Linked DNA regions of Homo sapiens: region 1 is linked to region 2. Evidence: chromatin loops called from intact Hi-C (ENCODE). Cell type or tissue: Calu3. All regions are shown on one strand. Links, peaks and the distances in the headings refer to the core of each region. The heading gives the core; the rest is flanking DNA.

What was found. Peaks named below come from ENCODE experiments on the same cell type or tissue, not always from the same donor. Only the 100,000 strongest peaks of a DNase experiment are listed, where the experiment ranks them.
Region 1: a loop joins it to region 2, with 4 times the contacts of the local background. A loop is called at or near these places in 2 of 110 quality-filtered maps.

Annotation. Positions count from the first base shown.
Region 1 is chrX:34,572,211-34,588,304 of GRCh38, forward strand. No RefSeq gene overlaps it. Among named protein-coding and RNA genes, the nearest start is that of TMEM47, 77 kb to the right of the region's middle. In Calu3, for the core only: no CTCF peak of the experiment used is centred there; no DNase peak of the experiment used is centred there.
Region 2 is chrX:34,886,389-34,902,482 of GRCh38, forward strand. No RefSeq gene overlaps it. Among named protein-coding and RNA genes, the nearest start is that of FAM47B, 48 kb to the right of the region's middle. In Calu3, for the core only: a CTCF peak has its summit at 7,595 (motif pointing right); no DNase peak of the experiment used is centred there.

The sequences.
Region 1 (16,094 bases), core at 5,308-13,307, 310 kb before region 2:
GGGAGTTAAGCATTGAGTTAAGTGTTGTTACGATGAGTAACATGGACATAAATATGGAAACAATAGATACTGTGGACTACTAGAGGATGGAAGGTGTGTGGTGGATTGAAAAGCTATGCCTAATGCCAGAGTGATGGGATTTATACTCCAAACCTCAGCATTATGCAATATTTTCATGTAACAAATCTGTGCATTTACCCCCATATCTAAAATAAAAGTTGAAATAAAAAAAAAACTCTGCAAAATGCTTTGTACTCATATGTGCTCCAATTGTATTGCAGAAACTTCAAAGCTATCTTACTCAATTTAGTTTGTCTTTTAAAATATACCTGTTTTCAATCCATGGATAATGATTCAGATGTATTTTAAGCATATAAATTATTTTTAATTTAGATCTACTTTCATTGAGATAAAAATGTTGGCAGTTTATAAGTAAATTATTTCAATCTGCCAGGCGCATTGAAATTTTATCATAAAGTAGAGATGTTTGCCTCCTTTGCTGCAATTTTTTAGGAGATTTTTAGAAAGACAGAGTATAAGTATTAAACATAAGTTATGTCTGAAAAAAAAAAAAAACCTATTCAATTCCTCTAGGCCCAGAGACTATTGCAGAAGAGGTGGGCTCATGAGATTGTAAGCACCAATTTTGAGGAATAAAAATATAATTCTCTGACTTAAAGGAATCATTCAATGTATATATTATTATTTTATTTTATATATTATTGTTGCCATTCCAAATCCTTTGTGAAATAAAGCAGAATACACAAAAATAAAACATGATAGTTAATGATAATAATTAACATATATTGAATATTTATTATGGTTCTATGGACAGGGTATATGCCTAAGTTTTTCTAAGATTTGACTCAGAAATCCATGGAATTGTGTCCATTCGTTATCCCTGTTTTATAGATAAGGAAACTGATACTTCTAATTTGCTTCAAATCACATATTTGCTAAATTGCAGAACCAGAATTTGCATCAAGAGCTGTCTGACTCCACAACTGAATATTTAACTACTAAAATATAGTCTGAAGATATTAAAAAAGACACAACTTACAAATTGTCTATTTTTAATACTATTTAAAGTCTATGCCTACAACAAATTTTATAAGATACATACTTTTATTAATATTTGTATTGCTCATTAAAAATTAATATAATATTTCCTCTAAAAATGAAAAAAAGGTATTTTCTTCTCCCTTTTTTTTTGAGATGGAGTTTTGCTCTTGTCGCCCAGGCTGGAGTGCAATGGTGCGATCTCGGGTCACCACAACCTCCGCCTCCCAGGTTCAAGAGATTCTCCTGCCTCAGCCTCCCGAGTAGCTGGGATTACAGGCATGTGCCACCAAGCCCGCCTAATTTTTTGTATTTTTAGTAGAGATGAGGTTTCTCCATGTTGGTCAGGCTGGTCTCGAAATCCCGACCTCAGGTGATCCGCCAGCCTTGGCCTCCCAAAGTGCTGGGATTACAGGCGTGAGCCACTGTGCCGGCAGGTATTTTCTTTCAGATGCAAATCGAAGCAGTTCAGTGATAGTCTGTTCCTCTGTGCTCACATCCTAGACATTCTTCAAATCCAAGTGTGAGCGACGATTCTCCTGGAAACTTTTCCTTAAATGTCAACCTTTAATGATTTTCCTCTTTTACAAAGTAATAAACTTAGAGTTGTGCCATACAGATTTATATTTAACTGTTCTCTGATAAAATTATTTTTATTCAGTGTATATCCCCAAATAAGAACTAAGCTTCTTAAAAGCAAAATCAATGTCTTCTGTTTATTTTGAACTATGTACAATGCTTAGAAGAATTTTGAATCCAATAAATAGCTGTTGATCAGATTGCTTGATATTATAAGTTATTCAGATGAGTGATAAAAATTGATGGCTCTTGAAGACAAAATTTAATGAACTACCTAAACATTGCATTATACTTTCACATAACACTTTCCCAGATATTCCTAGAGTAATTTTGGTGATATTTTAGTTTTGTTAAAAATATTATTTTGAATTAAGAAGCTTTCTCAATGCACAAAGAATATTTTAGAGCCTTTCATCATAAATTGGAAATTCATGAACTTCTGATATTCATGATCCAGATTTAGTCATTCTACTTGCCAAATGAAGTAATTTTCACAATAGCAGGTAAAAGCTATTTTGGCTGGAACCAAATGAAAAAATATTGATTTGAAGATTTTTAAAGAAAATTTTCAAAGTAGTGTGTGAACAGTATTGGAAACTGACAAGAGCCATTTTTCGAGCTTATACTAAAGAACAAGTACCATTTCCTAGATCACAGTGAGGTGCTAAATAAAAGTTGTATGCATTGTATATCATTTTCATTTTGAAATAAGTTAAATGAATAAAATTAGTGTAAAATATCAAACCTGATTTTTAATATTATAATTAAAACTTTAAATACAAAGGAATGACTTGAGACAAAATTAAAGCCTCATGTTTAATAACCATTTTTGATGCCTTTATTCTATCTGAAGTATAGGTGTCAAGAAGCATATGATATTTCATGGTCAAGTCTTTAAGCAGGTTTCACTTAACCAAGCAATGAGAAATGACAGACCTCACAGAACTCGATAGTCAAATTATCTTTTGAAAATTCCCAGTGTCCGCCTCCAATTATTATGTGCAGAAAATCATACTGAAGTTATTGGCAAGTGACTGAAATATCAGTTATCCTAAATAAAATAAAATAAATACTGCTTATGTATTTAATACTAAAGTCTTAGATAAATATTATGAGGCTCTACTTTCCATTTATTATCAAATTAGGCATTTTAATATGAAAATATTTGAAACATATTAAGTGGGACATTATAGTTCTTTAAAAATCACCAATGGGAAAATCATAACTAATATCCTATTTCAAATAAAATAAGCTGAGAAATAATTTTTTAGAATTACAGAACAGAATCAAATGTGCAAAATTCATATGTTCTAACTTTAAATTTGAAAACATCTAATCTTTCTTAAGTGATTTACAATGGCTTATGTAACATCTGAATATTTATTAAGTGTTTGACTGAATACCTTTAACGTTGTTTTTTCCTATCTCGAAGGCATTTTGTTTTTCCTTGTTTGCTAGGGAACAGTTCCTTTGGAAAATTGCAGGCAACATTTCCTTTGGTTACATTGAAAATCTACATGGTCATTCATTAGATGGAAGCCAACTGATTACATATGAATTTGTCCTGCCAAGATGTAGAGTTAATCATTTTTTTGGAGACGAATGAGGAACCTAAGCATTCTGTAGCTGATGGGGATGTCAGGGTTTTTGTAAATAGTATGCTATACTCATTTATCTTTCTTATTCTTTCAAAAGAATGGAACACAATAAAAGTCTGACTCTACAGCAAAGAAAGTCACAGAACCTATATAAGTCTGGTGCAGGAGAGAATAACGGAAAAAAAGTCACAATCATAACACTAACATGAGTAACAACTAACACTTACTGAGCACTTACTATATGCCAGGCACTATGGTTTGAATTGTTCATGCATTTCTTCATATACTTTTCACAGAACCCTATAAGATAGGCACTGTTATTCTTTTCATGGAGATAGATTACTTGCTCAAAGTCACACAATTAGCTGCTGAATGTGTACTACTGCCCAAATTATAAATCTTAAGTTCCGAATGACTAGGATTTATAATCACAAAACAGCAAAGTGCCTGCAATGCAGTAGGGACTTAAAAATATTAAGCGAGTTGATTAAACGTTACCTTTATGAATTAGTACATTAAAAAAGAAAAAAAAATCTTAGACTATTGAGTGTTTTCTTATTATATGCAGATTCTCTATATAATTTAAACTTGCTAAACTTGGGGAACATAACAGAAAATAGGAAAGTTAGAATGTGTTTGTTTCTGGGTTCACTTGTCCAAAAATATTTTAAAGACCATCCGTGTTAAACCATGTATTACGCACTAGTGATATAACCAGTATAAATCAGAAAGAGCCCTGCCTTCTCAGAGTTCATAGTGGAGCTCATCTACCACAGGTCTCTGTTAAACACTGGCTTCAAAATAAAATGAAATCTACAAAACCCGTTTCCAGGGAAACTATTATCAAAGTAGAGTCTGTTTCTTTTGCTCCAAACACCCTTCGTTTCTTTTCATCCTAGTAATACCTACCCATCCATTCACCCTTAAAGAATGTGCTTAAATGTTAATTTGTGTAAATAGAATTGCTAATGATAATCACTTCCTTCTCAGTAATGAAATGATATTACTTCTCAGTAATATCATTTCATAATATATATCAGCTGTGTTATAGCACACATTATTGTGATTACTCAATTACCTCTTGAAGGCAACAGTCATATTTATCGCTTTGCATACTGCCTTAGGTTTAGTAGGTGCTTTTCTTAGGTTAGAAACAGATAATGTTTCTGAGATGAGGATTCCTGTGCAAGTGATTTATTAAGAAAGTGCTCTTGACCCAGGGGAAACTGGTAAGGGAGCCGGGGGCAACAGGATAGGCAAGGGGTGGAAGTCTAACAAAGATTTGATCTCAGGGCAATTCCTACAGATGATAAAACTTCAGTCTGATCCTATAGGGTAACCCTGGAGTGAAAGCTAAGTCTGAGATATCTTGTCCCAAGAAAAGAAAGCTGGGTTTTTATGTCCTGCCCATCAAACAGAGGATGTAAATCCCTAGGCATTTCTAGCTATGTGTATGTGTATGTGTATGTGTATGTGTATGTGTAGTGTATGTGTAGTGTGTGTGTGTGTGTACATGCAAGCACTGCAAAAGAGCCATCAGTAGCCCAAGGGCAGTGTTGTGAAAAAGATGCAAAGTTGCTGACTGTTAGATGCAAAAGCACACCAAAGGGGAGCTTAGGTGCACATGTGCATAGTAAAAAGGAATCTGAGGGATCTGGCACAGTAATGATAATATCTACTACAGAGCTCAATATTCATTTTGTAAGATAAAGAATCAATCCATTCATGACTCAGGCTAAGGCAGCATAACTGGGATAAGTCACATGAAGAATCAATGGGTTCAGAGTCAGAGTTCAGAGAAAAACAAAAACTAAACAATACCATTTAGACTATTGACATTATCTCTTAACTTGCTGCTTCCTTATTTAATTTCCATTACACAATAAATCACCAGCTTTCTCCAGTGTTCACTGCTGGCTAAAACAGGTACTACAAAGGAGAAGGTACATAAGTAGGAATGGTATTTGGTGTAAGCAGTTACTGAAGTAGTCTAGAGAGCTGAGAGTCACAATCTGGGTCCATGACCAAACTTTCTCAGATTCTTATTTTTTCAGAAGAGATAAAATTAATATTATGAATATAAGTTGAATTTAGAACCATTTATTTTTTTCTGTTTTCTACTGTATTCTACAGTTCTCAGATTTCTGTTAGCCATAGAACTCCTCATCCAAAGAGATGTACACACAAATTGAAACCATCCATTTGAGCCTAACAGGTTTTACACCCCAGGCGCTTGGCATAACCATGGGAAAAGTGTGCATAAAATGTTATATTCACAATTTAATACAAAATCTCTTATGTCCTTCAACTTTTTCCTACAACAAATCAAACTCCAAATATTACACCTCTTTCCCAACACACAGCAAAACTGCATAACAGTAGTTTATCAGCTAGCAGTTTGACCCTGAGTAAATAGTGACAGTTTAGAACATGACAGATCTGGCTGGGCACGGTGGCTTATACCTATAATCCCAGCACTTCAGAAGGCCGAGACAGAGGGATCACGAGATCAGGAGTTTGAGACCAGCCTCACCAACATGTTGAAATCCCATCTACTAAAAATACAAAAATTAGCCGGGCATGGTGGCGCGCGCCTGTAATCCCAGCTACTCAGGAGTCTGAGGTAGGAGAATCGCTTGAACCCGGGAGGCGGGGGTTGCAGTGAGCCAAGATTGTGCCACTTCACTTCAGCCTGGGTGGCTGAGTGAGACTCTGTCTCAAAAAAAATAAAATAAAAATAAATAAATAAATGAATAAATAAATAAATAAATAATTATGACAGATCTGGCCCTGAATTTTGTCTCTGCTATTTATTATAAGGATCATCTTATACAATTAATTTCACTTCAGCTTTAGTTTCCTTATGTATAAAATAAAAATAATCATATAATCTAACTTGCAATGTTGTATGAGCATTAAATAAGACAATCTGTATGAATTCCTACCTTCAGTGCTTAACAAAAGAGAAATCGCCCATAGATGGCAGCATTTTACCAGAACTCAAATCTCTAACCATTTTTATTTTTTTAAGCAGGAGAAACGTTATTCTTCAAGCCATAATAATATTGGCATAAAGGTGTACATATTTTGCCACTCTACATAGTGTTAATCAAATTTTCCAGTTCACCTAAGTGTGTCAGTTCAAGGGCTCACAAAGTAGATGCCAAGATGGAATAAGGAGTATAAGAGATTTATTGGGGCGTGACAAAGACTGCTTCCTTGGCCAAACTTTAGACAGCCTTCTCTGAGCCCTCTTTTCAACTAGGCCCTGTCTTTGGACTGCCTAGCCCAGGTTTAGCAAGAATCCTGCTGAGGCAGTGTAGTAAGAATGCCTTGATATCAGATTATCCTGGCCTGACTTCAGCAAGAATCCTGTTAAGTTGGTTTAGCAAAAATGACCCTACCCTTGATGTTTCCTCTTCCTAACTTTCCATCCTCTGATGCCCCTCATTCTGCTCATTGGCTATAAATCCCCAGTTATCTACTGTATTAGGAGTTGAGCTTAATCTCTCTCCCCTATTATGGTAGTGTTAACATCTATTGCAATAGTGTTCCCAAATGAAGTCATCCTTACCTTTTTACAAATGTCAGAATACTTTTTTTTAACAGATGACACCTATGTAAGATAAGGGGGAAGGGGCCAAGAGTAGGTCAGAAAAATCTTCTGACAATAATGTTGTTCTGACCCCCTCCTGTGAATGGAGAAGGGGGAAAGTAGGAGGAGGGGATAGGAAGAGCCTCAGAGCACAGTGCAGCTCTGAGAAGGTCTTGGCAATAGAATGGAGAGCTCTAGCGTAAAGATTGCCCATAGGAGACAGTGCATTGGGCAGAAATGGCCAGACCCAAATTCCTTTTCCATGCTCAGTCATTGGCTGGGGACTTCCTGGGGAGAGTGTATCCTTGGCTCAAATGCCTACACTGAATCCCAAATCCTAAAGGCACTGCAGCTGGAGGCTGTTAGCTAACTGCACTCCCCCTATCAGGTTCTCTCTCCAATTTCCAATGGAGCTCTGAGCAGTTGCCACACTTAGTCAGGTGCTCATGTTCTGTGTTTAGATGACAGTGTAATAGAATTGAAAGCAATGTGTTTCGAGTCTGGACTTACTAGTTGTGAGACCATAAGAAAGTAGCTGAAACCCTTTGAGCTCAGAGAAAACATATGGCAGTGACTGTTCCAGGATAATCTTGAGAGCTGTGATCATTCACTATAGTCTCAAGGTGTGGATTCCAACAGTGGAGCTATTGCCAAAGCTTTATTTTCTTCTTTCTCCATTTCTACAGCCTGATTCTTTTACCTGCTCAAAAAACCTTGATATGCCCATTTTGAAAGCCATTGCTTCTTTTCCTTCTTCCTCAGTTTCCCCAAATTCAGTTTCTACTAATATTAATGCCCAATAACTTGCATAAGTCAGGATGGGTTATGCTATGCTGCAGTGACAAACAACCTAAATATCTCAGAGGCTCAGTCATTCTACATACCTAGCAGCTGCAACTCTGCTATACATTGAGGCAGGAAGAAAAAAAAAGATATGGTGAACCACACATTCACTCTTAAAATTTGTGCTGCAAAATGGCACGCATTGTTTGACCAAGGAAAATCATGTTATTAAACCTAATGTCAACAGAACAAAATGCAGAATCCTCTTATAAGACTTCTCAGTAATCAAATCTACTATGTAGTCCCCTAGTTTTCATAACTTCAAACGGCAATCTGAATGTCTTTTTTTCCTTACAACATGTATTCTGATATCAGTACTTCCATTTGTACAGTCAACAGAAACTAAGAAATTAGCTGCATGTGTCTCTCTTAAGAACTCCTTCTGAAACTCCTTACTTGAGCTCTCACATTTGTTTGACTTCTTATGACTGCAGCACCTTAGCAAATATATTCTAAGGATATCATCGAGCTTTGTATGAAATGCATTAATCATTCATGCAGTTTTGATTGGCTTCTCTTCTTTATACAGTATATAGCAGCCAAGCAAGGTCACTGTTGTAAGATTTATTACAAAGTGTCTTACTGACAATCGATTTTTCTCCTTCTAATATCTTATTGTGATACATTAGCCTATGGGCTTTTTTTGGTCATTATTTAGAAGAGTAAAAGTAGCACTTATCTGTCCTAATTCTTTAACAATCAGCCATTGTAAGAGGAAATTCAGAAGGGAAAAATTACAATGATGTATTGTTTCCCTAGTCACAAATGTGAAATAAGTCAATAAGGCAAATGAGTTAGCTCGGAATATTCAGTGGTCCCAGGAATTACTGCCATTTGGTACTGGTACCATTTTTAGGTAGAAATGTAGTGAAATTTGCAATCTATAAAAATGTCAGGTTGTATCTCTTCCTGAACTGTCCTCTTCCCATTTTTCATTAGAATGATTTTGTAATTCCACAGTAATCTTTAGTAGGAAATACTTATAGAAGTAATAGATGGTTTTAAAAACTCCAAAGATCAGTTTATAGAATATGATACACTTTTTACATTAATGCGTTTTGGAAAAAATGTGTAAAAGTAAAAAATGTTTTTATACAAATCAAATATGTAACTTTTTAAGAAGATACTTGAAAAACGTACATGATGATTCCCTTTTTTTTAATACTAGTTGTCATCTTTTGATATTTTGTAATTGGAAGCCTGCCTTTCCAATTCTGACTCTTGCTTTGTGTCTTCTTACAACTATAACTACAGTTCCTAAACTGTGTATCAAGGCACTTTGTGATACTAAGAGCTGTTTTAAAATTTCGAAACAGATTGACTTCTTGATTTGGTTCTTTGCTTGATCATTACTGGTGTATAGAAATGCTATTGATTTTTGTATGTTGATTTTGTATGCTGAGACTTTATTGAATTCATTTATTAAATCTAGGAGTTTTTTGGAGGAGTATTTAGGGATTTCTAGGTATAAGATCATATTGTCAGCAAAGAGAGATAATTTGACTTCCTCTTTTCTCATTTGGATGCCTTTTCTTTCTTCCTCTTGCCTGATTACTCTGGCTAACACGTCTAGTACTATGTTGAATGGGAGTGGTGAGAGTCTGCATCCTTGACCTGTTCCAAATCTTGGGGGAATGCTTTCAGATATCCCCATTCAGCGTGGTGTTGGTCATGGGCACAATAAAAGAAATAATCAATAGTGTGAACAGACAGTCTGCACAATTGGAGAAAATATTTGTAAATTATGCATCCAACAAGGGACTAATATCCAGACTCTAAAAGGTACTCAAACAACTCAACAAAATACCTGCAAATAACCCCATTAAAAAGCAAACAAAGGACATGAACAAGCGTTTTGCAAAAGAAGACATACAAATGGCCAAGAAGCATATGAAAAAAAAAATGCTCAACATCACTCTTCATCAGAAAAATGCAAATCCAAACCACAATGAGACTCCATCTTACACCAGTCAGAATGGCTATTAAAAGGCAAAAATAACAGATGTTGGTGAGGATGTGCAGAAATCAGAGCACTTATATACACTGTTAGTGGGAATGCAATTAGTATAACCTCTATGGAAAACAGTATGGAGATTTCCCAAAGAACTAAAAATAGATCTACCATTCTATTCAGCAGTCCCACTACTGAGTATGTACTCAAAGGAAAAAAAAATCATTATATCAAAAATATTCCTGAACCCGTATGTTTATTACAGCACTATTCACAATATCAGAAATATGAAATCAACCTAAGTGCCCACTGATGGATAATTGGATAAAGAAAATGTGGTATGTATACACAAATAAATACTATTGATCCATAAAAAAAAATAATGAAATCATGTCTTTTGCAGCAACATGGATGGAACCGGAGGACATTATCTGATGTGATGTAACTCAGAAAGTCAAATACGGCACGTTCTCACTCATAAGTGGAAACCAAATAATGTGTGTACATGGACATAGAGACTGGAATGATAGGCAATGGAGATTTGGGAGGGTGAGAAGTTGGGGGTGGCGGTGTGTGGGGTGAAAAATTACTTAGTGGGTAAAATGTTTACTCTCCAGGTGATAACTACAGTAAAAGCCCAGACTTTGCTACTATACAATTTATACATGTAGCAAAATGGCACTTGTACTTTCTAAATATATGAAAACTAAAAAACAAATTCAAAAGGAATCTACTAATATCCATCAGACACAGTATAAACTACTAGGAAAGGTAGTTCCCAGTTTCACCATTAGATCACGTGAAATTCCTTTTTGGTAACATTGTATCTTTGTGAAACGGGGTTTTAGCAATTTCCAGGATAAAAAGAAAGTACTGCACAAAAATAATATAGTACAAGAAATGAGGGCGATCATCTACAAACTGATTCCAAGGTTTGAGAGTGTGTACAGTGCTCAACAGGTACATGCATCTTGTGGCTAGTTAAAAATGAAATAAAAGTTCTATTTTTCTTTTAATCTATGTGTATTACATTTTTTCCCCAAGTGACTACTAAATTATCAGTGAAAAATGCCTATTAAGTTGTCAGGGCATAACTCAATAAACAAAACTATAACATATGAATTTTGGTCTGGGGGCCCCACATAAAATTTTACTGAAACACTGAGGTTATTTTGCTGTGAGAACACTTAAGACCCTCTGAACTATATGTATTATCTCCAGTGAAATATTTGAATATAACAAGGAGTGTTACAGTGGCAAAACTGTTTTCAAATTATTCAAAATAATAGATGATATGAATTTATAAATATATATAAAATAGTGTCGTGCAGGATACTTTATGCCCTCCATGAATCCAAAAGGGAAAATGTTTGTTGCATCTGAACCTCAACTTATAATTTAACCATACATAATTTTCTATGGTGGATAATAAAAATATTCAGACATGTTCATTAATTCTAATTTATTAACTCTTAGTTGATCTAGTTGTTTAAAACATGTTATTTTGATCAGGTAGTAGACATTGATGGTTGCTTTCCCTGGAATCTACCCACTTACCATCATACACACACACACACACACACACACACACACACACACACACACAAGCACATCACACATACACACACACGTATACAAGGCAACCATGTTATCCTACCTCTTTGCTCCAGATTTGGATCTACCCAAACCAGTCAACATAATTCCATTCCCCTTAGGCCAATGTGTGGTTAAGAATGAGCATGTGATGTGAATTAGTTGGCCTGGGCACGGTGGCTCACGCCTGTGATCCTAGCACTTTGGGAGGCCGAGGAGGGCAGATCACGAGGTCAGGAGATCGAGACCATCCTGGCCAACACGGTGAAACCCCGTCTCTACCAAAAATACAAAAAGTTAGCCGGGCGTGGTGGCACACACCTGTAGTCCCAGCTACTCGGGAAGCTGAGGCAGGAGAATCGCTTGAACCCAGGAGGCCAAGGTTGCAGTGAGTCGAGATGGTGCCACTGCACTCCAGTCTGGGTGACAGAGTGAGACTCCGTCTCAAAATAAATAAATTAATTAAAATGTTGCTTAGCACTGTTTTATGGTTGGAAGAAGAGATGCTCTCACTTGCTCACTGAAGGAAAACTAGGCAGCCTGTGTCACAGGTTGTGTTAGCAGCCATCTTAAAAGAGTTAGGGGAACAAGCCTCAGGAATAGGTCAACTCTATGAAGGCAAAAAACAGTTACTCTATCAAAATAAAAAGTTAGTTTTGGTGACACTTTTACTTTGCTGAACCAATTCTAACTTGAAGCCATCTACGTGTAAACCAACCTGCAACACAAACATATTTGGAATTTTCAGAAAATTGAGCCAATAAGTGTTATCTTTGTTAAAATTTTCTGTTACTTGCAACCAAATCATTTTTAGTGGTACAGATGTCTTACTCCTTTTATAGACACAAGTAATAACACCTTAGAAAGTAATGCTAAAACTCAAACAAAATTTTTTTGTTGTTGTGGGAAAACAATTTGTTGCCATTCAAATAATGATAATAAGTGAGGTTAATTCTGTGTGAGGTTAATTCTCCATTTCTATGAAAAAAAATCACACTTATTTAATGTCATGTAACTACCATATATGTATGTGTGTTTGTGCCTACATGAGTATACAAATACACGGATGTACTAAAAAAAACAGAGACTAACTTTCGTTGAGTTTCTATCATGTGTGAGCCAAGATTATGTTATTTAAAATATGTTTTCTCATATTATGGTTTATTAAATAAATACCCTCAAACTGCACAATTCCTCTTTGGTAAACAAAAATATTTTTAAACTAATTAAATATTTTCAATCTAAAATTTCCCCATTATAGGTACATGCTAGAAAAATAGTGATGGTCATTTAAATCAGTGGTTCTCAACCATGGCTGCCCATGACCGTCCTTGGTTATATGAATTTTGTTTGTCTGTATTGAGGTCTATGCATTATTAACAATGCTCCAGGTTATTCTAAATGTGCGGTTAGGATAGAGTAACTCCATTTTATGAGATCTTCCTCAAAGAGTCTTTGTTCCCACTACCTACTTTTGTTTCTTTAACCTCTCTGCCAAGTTTCTGACCTATGAATAATTAGCCAGCAGCTTTATCCTGTTTTAATTCAGAGTATAGACAGTCAAGCTGCAGCTACATATTGGACTCTGTCAGGAACCTAAGCTAAAATATCAACCCATTTTTTTTCTTTCTTCACCTTCCTTCAGTAAATCACCAGCTGTCAGCATCTCCTTTGGATTTTCTGGCTTTTAAGAGTCAATGCTTAACAAACATCATTTTGCTCCCTTAGCTGAATTGAAGGGCATCAGTAAGAAATCTATTAGGAGGCTTGAGAATGTGAACTTGGGCATAGACTTTAATTCAAGTAATTTTCCTTGCTGTCTGTGAAGTAACAGTGATGGGATGATTGCCTCCTCCCACGTTTTCTTCCAAGCTCTCAAAATGCTAAGCATTACTAATCAATAGCAGGTAAATTAGATTCAATGAAAACTGTTGGTGTTTATTTTCAAACACATTACCACAGAAGTCTTGCTCCAAATGTGACATCTGTGTTTCACTAAAAGGTAAGAAAACCATGACTATTTATAGCTTAAATCATTGCTATGTTGTTTTGTTTTTCTCAATAGCGCTTTCTCACTATTTTCTCAAATTGCAGGACTCTCCAGAAGTGAAATAAATTTCAGAGTCCTAAGTATTATATTTCATTACAATACAGGATACACAAAAGCCTTCAAAATAATTTGATTCCTAATTTTTTGAGGTTTAAGAGAGATTTTCTGGACACGGTGGAAACAGGATATACGCTTTTTTTTTTTGTGATCTGAATCACGCACAATAGTACCAGCTGCTTCCGTTTTCTTACTCCGAACAATATCTTTACACACTGCCATTAGAGAACAGCACTCTCAGGCTTATTAAAGTCATTTGTAAATTGTTGAAGGCAAAGATCACAGTTGGGTGTACATTTCCCAAAATGTATTGTTACTAGATGTCAGGCTTATTCACTTCCTGTTATTTAAATGAGATTCCAGAGTCTTATATATGAGTATTGTGAAAATATAACATAATAAAATACAGAACTATATCTTTCCTGGTTCCTTAAATAATTGGGTTGTGTGTGTGTGCGTGTGTGTGTGTGTGTGTGTGTGTGTATTTTAAAGTCTACATTTTATTTGCATTTCAGAATTCTGGCTAAAAGGCTTATTTTATATATACAGAGAGAGACTTTTATACAACCAATATCTAGAACTCTCTAAACTCACTTAGTTCTCTATGAAATCACCAAAGGTCCAACTAAAATCCTGCTTAATATAACATAAAATGCTGCTAGATTCAATTTAGAACTTACCCCTATTATTTTGTGGCATTACTGTAGCCACCTAAGGTAAGTGATGAAGAGAAGAAAAAGTACGCATCCCCTCATCATTTCCTATCTCCTGAAAAGTGTTATCTGACTTGAAGAAGAAAAACATGTCTTGGGGAAAGAACTATAGACAAATAGAAAAACCTACACTTGAAAGATTCAAAGTTAAAATGGTATCTACAGTGAGAAAGCTTGTTCTCTCCGTCTGACAGAATTCTGCTTTTTTCATCAGCATTCAGTTTTAATGCATTTTTCAGTAATGCAAACAACAATAAACAAATGAAAAAGCAAAGAAAACATATCACTTAGAACCAGATGTCCGATTTAGTTATCATGTAATCAGAGGAGTCAAAAGCCAATTTCACTCAGTAAAGAAAAAGCAGATATGTAACTTTTATAGCCAATGATGCTTTCACTGGGAAAAAAGAGGTTGTTAATGTGAATATGCATGTGAAAGTTACTATTGTCTTTAACGCAAGCTTGCAATATTTTCAACATTCAGATAAATTACTAAAAAAGGCTTTTTCCTTCAATAAGCAAATTCAGGAGAACTTTTAATACAGCAAAATCTAAATGTGATTACAAGTTACACTTTTTGTCAAGGATTTGAAAGACTGTCTATTAGGCTTCAGGTATTTGTGTTATGGGCTTTAGGAAAAACATGTAATACATGCAACGTACAGAGGGTTTTAAATTTGAAAATGTATTAGCAATATTATTAAGATATCCAATTAAGAAGAGTCACACATAATGTTTATTTTGGTATCAAAGGAAACATGGAAATTTTGAGGTAAGGTAGATCAACACTCTTCATTTTACAGATAAAGAAACTCACCTCAAAGAGGTCAAATGACTCACTAAATATAGGCAGTTAGCAGAATAATCAGGAAAAGAAAGCAAATCTTTTAGTTGAGTCACATTTTTTCCATTACAGCACACCTCACTGAGAAGAATCCGAAACGTCACAGATTATCACCATCTACAGAATGAACTATGTAACAAACACAAACATAAATTTATTTTAAATACAAACGTACATTAATTTTTAAAATTTAGCTTGTCTCATTAGATAAACTGTATTAAATACAGGAAAGTATAAAAGTGCAAAAAACATACTTAGTTTAAAAAGGAGGAAATGCTGTCATTTGTAACAACTTCGATGAACCTGGGGGACATTATGTTAAGTAAAATAACTAGGCACAGAAAGATAAACAATGCATGTCACTTACATGGGGAATCTAAAAAGTCAAACTCATGGAAGCAAAGAATGGTGGTCACCAGGAACTGGCAGCAATTAGGGAAGAGAGGCATTGGGATGATGTTAGTCAAAGGATATAAAATTTCACTTAGATATGAGAGATAACTTCAAGAGATCCATTATACAACATGGTGACTGTGGTTAATAACAACGTATTGTATACTTGAAAATAGCCAAGAGAGTAGATTTTAAGTGTTCTCACCATAAAAAATGTTAAGTATGTGAGTTAATAGATACGTTAATTAGCTTGATTTAGCTGTTTCACAATGTACACATATTAAAATGGATTAAATATTTAATTAGTTTTCTCTAAATTGTCTACTTTGGGTCCAAAGTCTGTGAGAATCTTTTGTATTTCTGTGGGATCAGATGTAACATTACCTTTTTCTTTTCTGATTGTGCTCATTTGGATCTTTCTTTTTTTCTTTGTTAATCTAGCTAGCAGTCTATGGATCTCGTTTATCCTTTCAAAGGACCAACTTGGTTTTGTCGATTCTTTATATGGATTTTTGGGTCTCAATTTCATTCAGTTCTGCTCTTGGTTATTGCTTTGCTTCTACTAGCTTTAGGGTTAGTTTGTTCTTGGTTTTTGTTTTTTTAGTTCCTCTAGGTGTGATGTTAGTTAATTTCAGATATTTTTAGCTTTTTGAGATTAGTAGTTAGCACAATACATTTTCCTCTTAACACTGATTTTGCTATATGTGAAAGATTTTGGTGTGTTGTATCTCTGTTTTCATTCATTTCAAAAAATTTTATTAATTTTTCATTAATAAAAAATTAACTTTATTGTTTACCTAAAAGTCATTCAGGAGTAAG
Region 2 (16,094 bases), core at 3,237-11,236:
AATTAGTTCACCAAGAACAAACCGAAGTAAGTACCTATCAATTGGATTTTCTTTTTCTGGGTAACTTTGACTTGTGATTGAAGACATTTAATAATGTCTCTCATATGTCCTTCTGAAAAAGTTGGGAAAATATGTGTTTGTGATTGAACAATTAGGTGGAATCATAGCCACCTGAAAACTGTGCTGAGTTTTGTTCAGAGAGATCCTATGTGGTGTCTTCACAGTGATGTGCTGGAGCTCTACTAGCTCTTGAGAGCTTATTGTGTACACCTCTTCCCAATGCCTCCTTTAGTAATATCACATTGGTAGCTTGAAATTGACTGCAGTGAGATTACGTACATCAAGAAAATTGGCCAACACTACAAATCTGGGCTTGTCCTCTAGCAAATCAATGGTTAAACATTTTTCTGTACACCATTGGGTCTATGTTTTTTCCTTCAATTTTGAATTCAGTTACTAAAAACATACTGTATTTATTAGTCAATATCATAGAGTTGGAGCAGAAAAGGATGCCACATACTCTACGGTGAGGAAATTCCTAGTCCAATATGAGAGACAGACATACAACCTGAAAAACCCTAGATATTCTACTCCCTTTATTTCTTCTGTGCTCTCATTTATCACCAGTTTCTCTACTCATACATTGTGGTCTTAGCCACAGGCTTTTTGCTATTCCTTAAAAATCACAGGCTCATTCCTGCCTCAAGCTTTTGCATTTGCTATTCCTTCTACCAGGAATGCCCCTCTTCCAGATCTTTGTATCCCTGGCTCTGCCTCAGTTCAAGTACCATACCTTCAGAAAAACTTTCCCCTACTTACCTCCAATCTAAAGTAACCATCTCACTCTGATCCTCACTCTATGATCACAAAGCCTGGTTTTTTAAATTTAAATAAACTTTTAATTTTAGAATTGCTTTAGATTTACAGTAAAGTTGCAAAGACATTTCAAAGAGCTCCTATATATCACATCAAGTTACCTCTATTTTAACATCTTACATTACTATATTTCATATGATAGAAAACCAAATATTAGTATATTACTATTAACTAAACTCCACATTGTATTTGGATTTCACTAGTTTATATCTAATTTTAAAAAATGTTCCAAGATCACAATCAGGATACCACATTATGTTTAATCACCATGTTTCTTTAGCCTCCTCTGGACTCTGACAGTTTCTTATATATTTCTTATTTTCGATGGACTTGCCAGTTCTAAGAATGACTGGTGAAGTAGTTTGTCAAATGTCCCTCAATTTAGGTTTGTCTGAAGTTTTTCTCATGGTTAAACTGAGGTTATGGAGTTTTGGGAGGAAGACTAGAGATGGGAAGCGCCATACTTATTACATCGTATCAACGGTACATGTTATCCACATGATAGCATCACCGATGAAGCTAACCTGGGTCACTGGGATGGAGCTAGTGCTTGTTAGGATTTTCCACTGTAAAGTTACTCCCCTGCCTCCCGTTATAGTTCCCTCCGGAAGAAAGTCATTAAGTGCAGTCCACACTCAAGGGGTGGAGTGTTAAGCTCCAATTCCATGAGATGTGAGTATATAAATTGTTTTTCTGTACCACAGATTTCTCCCCTCTCTCTCATATATTTACTTATTTGATCTTTTATTTATTTTCATATGGATTCATATATATATATGTATAATATTTTGTATTATGATCCATTACAATGTTTTTCTTGTTGTTGCTGTTGTTTTTGTTGCTCAATTTGCTCTAGCTTTGCCCACTGGGAACATTTTCAGGTTGGCTCCTGTGTTTCTTTGACATGACTTCATCTTTTTTGTTGGAACACTGCATTACTTTCTGGTACTATTAGATGTTCCAGGCTCATCTTGTATATTCTCTGCCCCAGCCATTTCTCCAGGAAGCCCTGATTCCTGTGATTGGAGGATGGTATCACAAATTAAGACCTGAGTGCTTGATTATTGCAACAGAGGTATACTTGCTTATAAGCCCTCTCAGTGAACAGAGCTAAGAAAGATATGTATGCTTAATAAACCATGCATACACACCTGTCTAAAATTATTTCTGTATGTATCCAACTATGTTAAATTAAGATAAAAATGAGTTTATACTGGTCTCCAATCCTAATTCAGTATCAAAGGGTTTATTTACCCCCTCGTTTATCTGTAACATTCTACTCAACAGTTAGAAACCTGATTAACACCTGCTATCCATTTACTTTTTTGTTCAATCCAAGTATATCTGTGTGCCAAATTCAGAATCGATAACCTATATTCTAATGAGAAATGACTTTATCAAAACTAGGTTACCGTGTTTATATTCATTTCCTCTTGTCTTTAGTCTTACAGCTACAAGTCCAAAGATTATTTTCCACAGACACAACCCAATCGTAATGCTCATCATCTGAAATATCACACTTATTTGTATATTGTTTTTATTTCCAAATAGAAAAAAAATCCAGAAGACCAGAAAAACCCGATATGTCTCTCTTGCTAAATATTTTAACCCCAGCCTCAAAGACAGTGTCAGCACATCAATACAATGCCAGTTAAATATTAAATAAAATATTAAACAGTTAATATTTGTTGTATGAAGGGATGAATGGACTCAGACAACGTATTTTGAATCACTTGATTCTCTTCACTTGGTCAGGCATAATTAGGTACTAAGTCATGAACACATTCCTTCAAATCATGGATGAAAATGTTGATAAATAAAATGTTGATGAAATAATTTGAACTGAAAAATAAAATTGTCAACAGATACAGATACTCATAAAAAATGATGTGTTTCTTCCTTTTCTGTAGGAAAGTAATCAAATGAAGGTAATGCTAACATTTAAATGACTGGAACCATGGGGCAAGACCCTGGGGCCTTGGTCACCCAATCCTTTACGAATTGCCTTCTATTTAAATAAGTTATGGAAGGAAACTTTGCTCTTCAGGTAGGTTTGTCCTGATCCCACTCAACTCTCCTCAGAGAAGATGATTATCCCTCTATTCCAGATGAATTCATACTACAGTTTCACCAAAATATGTTAAATCTATACCCCTAAATTGCTACTCCTAAGACCTATGACTCTAAACTAATATTGAATGCTTAATAGCTATATTTTAGACAATTACTAGAAAAAATCATCTCATGCTCTCCATCATTCAGTATTTTTACCAGTGCAATTGATTTAAAAAAATAATATTTCAGAAGAGTTGTTTGAATGAGATGTGTTGCATATACTTTTCCAGACATTAAAAAATGAATCCTTAGATTGTCATAACAGAAGATCTGGTACTTAGATCATATTATATTGCCTCCTTCCCTGATATTCATACATACAGAAATGCTTTTACTGTCAGCCTTATTGAAGAATAGTCTGAGAAACAATCTTGATAAACTGTGTGGTGCCATGGCAAGAATAAACAAATCTAAGAAATTAAATAGAGTCTAAAATGGTTTGTTTGATGAAAGTGTCATTTCAAATTTGGTGATCAGGGTAAGGGCAAAAATAAAGGGATATTTTCTCATCTTTTAATTTATATGCTTTCCTGTTGTTTTCTTATTTTTAGTAAAAATGTATTACTTATTTAATTTAAACTGTGAGAAAGTAAAAGAATAACAGGAAAAATAACTCTTCCGGATCTTGCCTGTGTAGTAATTTAAAAGATGTTGTTCATTTACAACACATCATAACCTCTTCTTTTGACCCTGCCCAGAATGAAAAATAATTCTATTTCACTTTTTATTTTAGGAATAAGTATACCCCTGAGCAACTGTTTTGTTGAATTTTATGAACTCTGTGAATTATGTAATTGTCTATATGTCTCATTGTATTTTGGATATTAGAAAAATTAGAGCTAGGCCAGGCATGGTGGTTCACACCTGTAATCCCAGTATTTGGGGATGCTGAGGCGGGAGGACCACTTGAGGTCAGGAGTTCAAGACCAGCCTGGCCTACACGGTGAAACCCCATCTCTACTAAAAATACAAAAAATTAGCCAGGCGTCATGGTGGGAGCCTGTAATCCCACCTACTTGGGAGGCTGAGGCAGGAGAATCACTGGAACCTGGGAGGCAGAGGCTCTAGTGAGCTGAGATCATGCCACTGTACTCCAGGCTGGGCGACAGAGCAAGACTCCATAAAAAAAAAAAAAGAAGAAGAAGAAAGAAACAAAAATTAGAGTTAGAGCCAAATTTGTCACATTTTAAATTTATGCTCTCTTTCCCAAAAGGATATATATTTTTAAACTTACTCAAATCTTTTCTGAAACAACATGGTGTATAAATATATAGTGAAATAAACAGAAATGATTAAGTGATTAGTTCCATTAGACGATTGTACTCAGATATCCCCTGTCTCTAGTGCAAGAGTGCCAAATTACCTCAAATTCTCATGGCAGGTGGTCAAGTCACACTTTCCCTTGGACAGGGCTGGACACAAATGGAATAATTATAACTCATTAGCTCCCCATTTCGTAGGTTATATACAAATCACTTCATATTAAGGAGATATCACACAAAGCATGTCCCTATTACTTGCCATCATATATTGCCTTATGTGAATTGCATTTCAGCATCTCTGATAGAGATTTAAGAATTGCTTTAGTCCCTGGAGAACAGCATGTTAACCTCGGCAGGAATGTCCACACAAGCCACCTCTCAGGACCACTAGTTTTGGAAATGTCCCATTGTTTCAGTTGTTTATTACTGCATAAAACTCTTCCAATACTTAACAAAGTAAAACACCAGTCATTTATTATTATTATTACTATCATCTCTTCATGGTTTTGGGTGCTGACTGTACTCAGCGGGGCAGTTCTTGCTTCAAGTCTTTCATGCACTTTGATAGTGACAGGGACTGAAGTCATCTGTGAGAATGTCTGATCTTACATGGCTGGCAGGTAATTCTAGCTGTAAACTGAGATCTCAAAAAAGGGTATTGACTGGAACACCTACAAGGGGGTCTTCTCATGTGGCCTTGGTTCCAAGGGTGAATATCCTGAGAGAGAGTGAGCCAGAGGGAAACTATGCCTTTTCAAACCTAGCCTCAGAAGTGGTGCAGCATCATTCTAGCCACATTTTACTATTTAGAAGCTAGTAACCAAGGCCAGCCTAAGTTCAAAATGAGGGGAATTCGGCTTCAGCTTTTAAAGAAGGCTTCAAAGAATTTGTGGGCATGCTTTCAAAACATTTCATATATCTTGCTCTTTGATGTTGATTATTACTTGTTTCAGATGGCTTCGTTTCCCTCTCTATGGCCCTGCCCCTCAGTGGCATGCACCCCACTAAGCCTATCACTATCACCACCATTAACATCACCACAAAGCATTCACCACAATGACCTGGAACTCTATATCTTTTTGTCACTGTATTACGTCCCCAAAACTATGCAGCATTGCCAAATTCTATTTCTTTATGCTTAAGGGAACAAGGTGCTATGCTGAGATTAATATTAGCTTTCACTCTTTGTTGCTAATGATAATCTAAAATTTTAATGCTCCTCTGAATATAACAGGTACATTGATTACAGCTTCTGGACAATTGTAGTCATCCTAGTACCCTTAGTTTACTCAACAAAGTAAAATATATTCTTCATGTATTTTGCCTTTATGTATCAGTCAACTGTAGTACCTCATAAACTATTTTAGATTCCATTCAGCTGGTGATCTGTCTGGTCGGGTAGGGTCAAATCAAAAGGGCAATATATTCATGATAGAGTTGTAAATTTTTTTTAAAGTCGTTTTTACTGTAGGCACATGAGATCACTGGAGAGAATCAAAGGATTGGCTTTTATGAGTCCTGCCTGTATAGGACCAAGGTTCTTAGAAATTATCGCCTAAAATAGCATTTCATGTCCTTTGGAATGTGAAGCCTTGAAAACATTCCATATTAAAATCTTGCCCGCAGTCAAGGCAAAACTCAAAATATTTCTACAGTTAGAGAAGCAATGAGAATTATTAAGATGATAATATTTACAGTGTTTTGCAGTGGATATCTATGATAGAATATAGTGAAGATTTTGCAGGTTGTTTGTATGCATGTGATGTAAATTTGTTTAATGGAAATGAAGCACATTTTGCTAAATCAGTACTACCCTGTGGCATATATGTATAAAATCAGTCATTTCTAAATGAATGTAACTTGATCACTGAACTGGTATTAAATCATTATCCTATTTGTTACTCCACAATTTAATATTTTATGTGAAGTGAGTGACTTTTAACCTTCAAACTACCAATTTTAAAATCCGTTGACATCGTATGGTATGGTATATAATATATTTAGTTAAATTAGTATGTCCAATTTGAAAGACAACTCAACTTCTTTTCCTCAGTATAGCTATGTGAGATTTCCAACAGATGAGAAACTTCTCTACTGTGTTTAAACTTTGAATGTATTTACAGAGGGTTAAAAATATCAGCACTTGCCTGGAGCGGTGGCTCACGCCTGTAATCCCAGCACTTTGGGAGGCCGAGGCGGGCGGATCACGAGGTCAGGAGATTGAGACCATCCTGGATAACACAGTGAAACCCTGTCTCTACTAAAAATACAAAAAATGAGCCAGGCGTCGTGGCGGGCACCTGTAGTCCCAGCTACGTGGGAGGCTGAGGCAGGAGAATGGCGTGAACCCGGGAGGCGGAGCTGGCAGTGAGCTGAGACTGGGCCACTCCACTCCAGCCTGAGTGACAGAGCGAGACTCCGTCTCAAAAAAAAAAAAAAAAAAAAAAAAAATATATATATATATATATATATATATCAGCACTTTACAGTCACATGCTGGTGAAAATTGCCTTTGAAATAATTCATGAAGTAGGAAAAGCAGAATTTAAGTATCATACAATGTAATCCAGTTTTGGTTAAGATTTAGTATTTGTACAACACTAGGGGATATTTAGTGTGTAAATATATTTAATAATATATTTTGTGTTATGTTAGCATTTTTATTATAGACCTTAACTGATTTTAAATAGACATTAAAATCTTCACTTCCCTCTTCTGATTAGGGAGATGTTTCCATCTTATGCCTAGCATTACCCTCATAGTTCTAGAATAGTTAGAACAGTTATAGAGCACGTGAATCATATTGTAGATTGAAAAAAATAGAATCATTTACTGAGAGGGCTGCAGACTACAAATTTTTAATAAATAAATATTTCACCATTTGTTGTGTATATTGAACTTGAAAGAGAAAGTAAATTGTGTAGAATGTATAATTTTATATGGTGCTGTCTCTCTGTGTTAGTAATCAAATGTCCCTCTAGCAAAAGAAAAATAATTAGAGGACCTCTACCACCACCCCAAACACTCAGATCCGAAATAATGTGTCAAGACACACAATGTCATAAACCCTAGTGCTCTTCCTGGTTGCTGTTTTGCTGTCATGAATTGACACCATTAACACAACTTCAATTACATTATCAATCAGTTCTCCCTGAACTAACAGATTAGTTTGTTTCTTTCTTACTTTCCCTGTAAACTATAATTGACTTAGTTTTTCCTAGGTATCCATCTACCTGAGAAGTAATTATAATTGGTTACAGAAGACCTAGGCAATAGTTAATAATATTTTAAATTAGACTGTGCCACAAGGTGGCAGACTTGCAGGTCCAGAATTGTCTTTAATAAGTATTATCCATATCATAGGCTATGAAGTGTCAGCCTAGTGAATCCAGTTTATAAATATTCCTTATCCCACCCATATAGGACTTTAGTCTCTTAAGCTTACTTCCCAATGGCACAAGGCAAATAGCGCATAGGGAGGGTATAGAGAAATACTGCCTATTTCTGTCTAGAAAATGACTAGAAGAAAGAAGAAAAGGAGGGAGAGAACGAAAGAAGCAGTCACCAATTTCCCTGCTTGTGGCTGCAGAGTATAGGAAGGAGCTATCTCTGATAAATAAGGATAACATTAAAGTCTGAGAAGGAGGCTACTTGAGAGATCTAGAAAAGGTTTACTTCTTGGGCTGCCCCCTCTCCTACCAACCTTGAATGAGATTCTAGGAACTTGGCACTTTGATGGGATCTGACAGATGGAAGCCCTGAAATTTCCTTTCCTGAAGAAACCCCAATTCATATATGTCACGGGTATTCAGTCAGGATCTGGCTGGCCTGTCAAAAGGAACCCTGTAGCTGACAAGCTAATAGATGTGATAGGGGATCAATTGCAATCAGCAACCTGGAGCCAGTGGAGACTGAGTTGAGGACCAATCATACGAACCAAACTAAAAGGGACCAGATCACTAACTGAACCAATAACAGGCTTCAGCCATGACTACTAGCAAGGTTAACTGCGTCCATGTTTACAAGGAATGTTGTGAGAGACCAGGAAAATAGAGGGCATCACTTTGGAGGACTTTGGTCCCTTTTCATGTCAAGGTGATCTTTAAAATCCCTCTCTCAATATAACACAAGACCACATTAAGGTGAGAAGCAGGGGCAAGTGGAGGCTTTCTGGGAGTCCAAATATTTTATCCTGATAATCTGCATCTCTGAAAGATGCTTCTCAATATTATTGGACTAAGTTTAAACAAGATTAAATATTTAGTGATAATTTTTCTCCATTGACCAAGTTGGTGATTGACGTGGTCTCCGAATGACAAAATAAATGAATTTTCATTTAATTTGAGTTACATTACCCTGCAAGAGAGGAGAGACAGTGTTCTTTCAGCTCCCCTCTTAGAGTAGGAAATAGTCTCCTTTTTTTTCTCTATCATATCATTGGAGAAAGGGAGGGAACACTGCAGCACTCTTGTGTTTTGAAAATATTCTGTGAATGTGAATTGATGTGCAAATGATTATTCACATTGAGAAAAAAAGAGCTTTCTTTAAGCTCCATCTTCATAATAAAAATTAGTCTTTAATTAGAGTACTAGAGCTTACTGAAATTAAGAAGCTGTGTTTTGCACAATAAATAGTAGGGACTCAGTACAAATTGTCATCACCATTTTGAAGTCTGTCTTCTCCTATGTTCCTTGTCTACAGTATCTTACACACTAAACCAGTTCTCCACCATCGTTGTGCGTGCTATCTCTCTGGTCCTTCTATCTATCAATCCATCAGCTTCCTTCTGGTTTTACTTGTGCCTTCCAAGCTTTGGCCCCATGAGTAGTTGTGTTAATGATGAAAGTGCCAAGTTTTGTGTTTATCTTGATGCTCTTCAATGGGGGACTGCCAGGAATACCTATAGTCAACAAAGTTGAGTTAACTGTAGCAACAAGAAAGACTAAACCGTGAAGAACAGTGGGACACTTCAAACAGGAGTTGAGGAAGTGAACGTTTGTTCTGAAGTGTATGTTGCAAAAAGCAAGAACACTTTTTTTCAGGGTGGCAGAAGAAACTGAGCAGGGCTAGAATCACCACTGGGGAATAAATAATACAGGAGATAGAAAGAAATTATTCTGGCAGATAGTAGGGCAAGAGTCCTTGGCAGAATTTCTTTTCTAGCAAAAAGCAACCCCCAAAATCATTTCTTTTGTAACAATGAGCAGCCTGAAAAATCAAGCTGCAAATACAGATAAGGAAGCTGCAAGATTGCATGGGGGAGTGCTAGCAGTTGCGCCAATAGAAAAGGGCTACCTGGGGGCCAGGCATGTCCAACATGGAGGTTCCATCTTCCCTTTTTTTGTTACCACGTGTACAGTAATAAAGAAATGAGCAACATGGAGCAGCTCAGGCAGAGATCCTGCCTGCCTAACAAAAAATTAGCAGGGGGCAGCCAGAGATTCACTCCCTATGCAAATGGCACAACTGGTCCAATCAGTTTTTCGTGCCCTATGTAGACCAGGCAGCACCTCCCCACCAGCTCATCTATAAAACCCTCTGCATTTCACCCCAGGTCTGGCAACCCACTTTTCCAGGACCTCTCTCTGCAGCAGAGAGCTGTTCTCTTTCTTTCGCCTATTAAACTTCCACTCTCAACCTCATTCTTTGTGTATCCATATCCTTGTTCTTCGTGGAAATGAGACAACAAACCTCGGGTGTTACTCCATACAACAAGGTCGTTTCAGAAACAGAAGTCGATTAAGTTAGCAGAGAGAGAAGAATATTTGGTCCTTTTTGTGGTTGCACAGAGGTTTTGTTTATGTTGTGCTGTTTAAATTTTTGTTGCAGTGGTATCATAGAGTATCGTCGTTTTCATCTTGTTTTATCACAGTTACAGAGAATTCTCAGCCAATGTTGATGTTCTATGAAATTATGTTCAGCCTGAATTTACTATAGTCTATCTCGTAGCAATAAGGCCAACTATCAGCTATCAAGTCTTAGGGCTCTTGGTTTCTTTTCTTTTTTCCTTTCCTTTTCTTTTCTTCTTCTTCTTTTTCTTTTGTTTTGTTTTGATTTGATTTGATTTTTGAGATGGAGTCTAGCTCTGTCACCCAGGCTGGAGTGCAGTGGCATGATCTCGGCTCACTGCAACCTCCACCTCTAGGATTCAAGCGATTCTTCTGCCTCAGCCTCCCGAATAGCTGGGACTACAGGCACGCACCACCATGACCGGATAATTTTTTTATTTTTAGTAGAGATGGGATTTCACCACGTTGGCCAGGCTGGTCTTGAACTCCTGACCTCAGGGAATCCACCTGCCTCGGCCTCCCAAAGTGCTGGGATTACAGACGTGAGTCACCGTGCCGAGCCAGGGATCTTATTTTCTTTCTCACATAGAAACTTTCACACTCTGAACTACCAGATCTGTCATTCCAGTTACCAAGCTTTTGCTGTCAAGAGTTGATCTGAAGAAAATTCTAATTATTTGCCTTGAAAATCCATTACAAATTAACGTTTTCTAACCCCACGTGCTCTTTCACTGCTCCTCATCAATAAAAAAAAACCTCTTGTTGAATTTCTATTGTGATCACCTAAGCCACTTCAGACTTTTTATACACTCCTCAGTGGTATAATTTAATCAGCATCTTACTCTTAATAGATGACTACATCTACAAACTAGTTGAAAGACTGACTGCATATAATTAGAAAATTCACTATCTAAACACCTTCCTTCTTCATTGACTCTAGATGATTCCGTAAATTTAAGCTCAACCTCTCATCCCAGGGCAGGACTTCCAATTTACTTTCGAAGCTTCTAACTCCCCTGATTCCATGTTATCTAACTGCCTTTGATGATATCCAATCAATTCTTTCCTCTATGTCTTCCTTCTTATTTTTATATAATAAATGACAGTTTCCTCTTGTCCACCTACATTCTTTTCCCAAACTAAAAATAAGCTAACCTATTCATCCTTGAGCTCTTATTTATTAACACACTTATTTGCCCTTATTGCCTTTACTTATTTTCTTTTTATCTTAAAAAATGAAAAGTGTCAGAAAATTACAGAGAAATATATAACACCAAGAATTAACAAGTATTTATTTTTTAATGTTTTTATTTTAAAAAATCTTTACTACTGTAAAGATTTGTCGTCTTACAGAATGTAAGAATTACCTTGGCTAAAGGTCAGCATGTCATATAAAAGTAATCAAGTTCTTTTCTGGAATTTCTGTTTCACTCTTAAAATTACTTTGATCTCCAAGTCATCATATCCTGAAACTCTATTGTTCTGACTTTTCTTTTTTTCACCTCCAAGAGTAGTTCATTAAGTCCTAACGATTTTCCCTTCTCATAATCTTTCACAATGGTTGTTCTATCTGTGGGCAATGTCACCTCCAAGGCCTAAGCCTTATTAATTAATACAGAAGTCATTCCAATATTTCCTTAATGTTATCTAGAGTCTCCTATATCCAATTATTAATTTTTTTTTTGAGATGGAGTCTCGCTCTGTTGCCCAGGCTGGAGTGCATTGGCACGAGCTCAGCTCACTGCAATCTCTGTCTCCCGGGTTCAAAAGATTATCCTGCCTAGGCTTCCCTAGTAGCTGGGATTACAGGTGTGCACCACCACACTCAGCTAATTTTTGTATTTTTAGTAGAGACAGGGTTTCACCATGTTGGCCAGGCTGGTCAGAAACTCCTGACCTCAAGTGATCTGCCTGCCTCAGCTTCCCAAAGTGCTGGGATTACAGGCGTGAGCCACTGCACCTGATCTCCAATTAATTTTTCTTACTTTCAGATTTACCTTCCTGAAATACCACAATAACTTTTTCCCTTATTTGTTAAAAAAAAGTCAAATACACATAAAATGTGTGCACATATTCTTTTAGCTGATTGTCAAAATTCTCCAAAAGAGAATTGTTTCTGCTACATTGGTGGAAGAGCCCTGTGATCCTGCCAGACTCAACTACTCACCATTCCCTAATAATGCACTTTTCTTCTTCTATATTGTTTACCCTGTATACAATTCAGTCTTCTTCATTTCTCTTTTGATATCTACCCATCCTTAAGATAATTTGGCCTTCGTTACCTTGTTGGCTTTACTGATTTCCCTAGATCTTGTTTATATATGACTTAGTTTGAGTCATTTTTATGGGTCCTGTTATATGACACATAGAGACAATTCCTTTTATTAATATTTCTTTCTCATATAATTACTTTTGAAGAGATGAATTTTCATGGTAAAATTAGCTTAAAATATTCATCTTGGGATGATATAGTCAACATGTTGAAAGAAAAAGTAAATTGCAGTCAAGAATACTATACCCAGAAAAGCTATCCTTCAGAAATTATGGAGAAAAAAAGTATTTTCCAAATGTGCAAAAACTGAGATAATTCATCACTAGTATACTGGCCTTACAATAAATGCTCAAGGGAGTCCTATTCTGGAAGCAAAATGACAATAATCACTATCATGAAAACAGGCAAAAGTATAAAACTCACTGCTAGAGCAGATACACAAAGGAGAAAGATAAAAGAATCAAAACTTAGCACTACTGAAAACCAACAAACCTCATTTATAAACATTAAGAGAGGAAGAAAGGAACAGAGGATGTACAAAACAACCAGAAATCAATTAACAAAATGACAGGAGTAAGCCCTCACCTATCAATAATAACCTTGAATATAAATGATTTAAATTCCTCACTTAAAAGAGACAGACATGCTGAATGAATTAAAGAAAACATGACGCAACTACATGCTGCCTACAAGGAACTCATTTAATACATACAAACTGACCATGAAGGGATAGAAAAAGATATTCTACACAAAATGAAACCAAAAATGAGCAGGAGTAGCTATATCTATATCAGATAAACAGACTTTAAGTCAAAAATTAGAAATATATAGAAGAGTCTGAAGGGCGCTCTGTACATATGGTCAAATACTTCTCAGGCGTGACCAAGAAAACATGTTCAAACAACTTCTTCCATCTACATTAGATAGCCAGGTTGTGTTTTCTTTTAGTTTAGATGAAAATTGTTCCATTTCACCTGTGATGTTAATCTAGGTACAATATGAAGTTATTTACCAGATTTTTGCATCTATAATGTAATCTTTAAACCTTTTCATTGTTTTTTATCTGTTGTATAAGAGGTCTTTGCCTAAAGGCTTTAGACATAGCAACCCATTAGACTGAAAACATATCAAAGAATTTCCTTTCAATTCTGTAGAATTTCTTTTACTGTGGGCCTCTACCTTGATTGACAATTTCTCTGGGTAGCATAATGGCATTAAGTATATTAGCTCTCAGTGCATATATTTACTCTTTTATTTTTTTAGTAATTTGACATTTCTAGAAAGAGCCACACTTTAGTCACTTGAATTTATTTAGCTTCTAGTTAAGGAACTGGATTCTATAAGAGGCTGGACTAGTTATTATAGATGAAGTAATACATATTAAATAGGATACTAATTAATATATGTTAATAGAAGAACTACTATGAATGTATAGCATTGTTTTTTCCAACCATGTGAATGCAAACTGCTTCTGATTCTTCTTATTGAATGATATAGAAAATAATGCATTATTAGATCAATAGCTGCAAACCGTGTCTCAAAGTTTGCATTATTGTGCTCTAGTAAACAAACCCAATTCAATACAGCAGCTGCAATAACAGCTATTACATAGTTAAGTTTGCAGTAGTCTATGGTTATCTGTGATAACCCATCCACTCTGTGATTGGCCAGATTGATTAATTAAATGGAGTTATGATAGAATGCCCCCCAAAATAATAAAGCTACTGATGAAGACAGAAGCCTGATTAGAAGTTTATGAATTTACAACTCTCTAATTATTAAATAAGCATGCCACTTATCTGTTTAGTTTATATACTGTTCACATTAATTATATGCCACTAATAAAATTATTTGAATTTCCAAAAGCATCTCCATTCTCATCAGTTTCCCAATTCACACTCATAATTCCTTGGCTCAAAATTTAATCTTCCATATTTTCATCTAAATTTGCCATTGATATTACATTCACTCAAGTGACCCAATATTTTGGATATTTTTGTTTCCATAAGTAAAAAAATGATGTATGGGGATTATTTCTTCCTTATAGGATTAAAATAAACCATTATGTGAGCCCTTTAGAATTTCATCAAAAACATTTTTGATATTGGGAAATAATATAACCACAAATCTCAGCTAAGTGGTAATCTTCCTTGATGTTGAAATTCCATTGTTTTAACATACAGTCCCAAGAATATGAGTTCTCATACAGCACTGAATCCTTATCACAAGAAATTGTTGCTGATTCTGCTGGCTGTAGCCCAGCTCCTTTAGTAATTTTTCTCCACTGAACCAAAATGAATAATAAAGTATGTTCTCTGTGCTCCTTAGCACCCACATATCTCCACCCACCCATCTTCTGTTCCACAACCAAAAAATAAACCTACATACACTTTTAAATATATTATGGTGGATCTAATTTAGAATTCTATACCAGGATGTTAACATATTTATTATTTCTCATAAATATGCTCCAATGCCAAAATTGGCCATTTCTCCTAAAACTGATAAAAGAGGTACTTTCCTTCTGTACATTAATTTGATATCACTCTTAAATATTATTTATTACCTGATATAAAATTATTCAAATGTAGTATGTTTGTATTACAAGTTACACAGTTATTAAAATACTAAGATATTTTTTAAAATGGTGTACTCCCTCTAACAAGTGAGAATAAAAAATAGAAAGATATTTACCATGAGTCAGGAAATTTGAGTCACTTATATGTGCAAAAATAGATAAGCTTCAGTAGTTCAAAGATTTGAGCCACATGTCAAGGACAGCATTGAGTGACAAGTATTAGGAGCACTTGGTCTTCACAGAATAGAATGAAGTGTTAGGAAAAAAATTAACACCATTTCTCTACAAAGTGTTTAGGAATAGCTGAGAACTTTCAAGGCTATAAACTATGAAAAATATCCTGGGGTAACCCTAGTAGGGACAGAATGCTTCCAGTTCATGGGATAATAGTATTCAAATCTGAACAAGTTTCAAAAGAATTACAGATTCCTAAGTCAGCATTGCTCATTTTTCATCTAAAGTATGCTGCCCTTCCCTATTATTTACTTTTTTATATATTCTTCTTGTCTTAACAAAAAATTTAGCCCTGTTGTATTGAGTCATGAGAGAATAAAACTCATGGCAAAAATCTAAAGTACGTTGTCAGTGATAAATTTAAGCAAACCTCTGACTTCCATGGACAATTTAGTACTAAAATCAACCCAGTTAGTCATATTTTCTTTTATACTCCTAGCTGTTTGGTAGAGAACAGATTAAGAACATGTGTGTTTGTGTGAATAAGCTCATCTTCACATTATGAATGATGTAGGCCTCATCTCCCTGGAATCCAACACAACTGTATTTGTTGGCCTAGTAAAGATGCACAGTCACGGTAAGCATGGTTTCTTGTGGATGTCTTTATTTTCCAATAGCATACCATGCCAATGAAATTCAATTTCTAGTCTTGGAGATGGGCAGGAATTCACTCTCCATTGCACAGATTCATTTATAGCTTCTCTATAACTGCCTAAGATATTAAAAGGCAGTATGACACTAATATGTTTTTACAACTCAGGATTATATTTGTAATTTTCTAATTTAACATTATAGATTGTTAAAGAAAAACTATTCGCGACATTTGTTAAAGATAGTAAGGCAGACTTTATTCAAAGTCCAACAAGGACAATTGGGGGTATATAATAACCAGTGAACATGGTGGCAGATCAGTGGATGAAAAATTACTAAGAGAAAATATCAAGAATAAGGGATTTCTGGCTAAACTA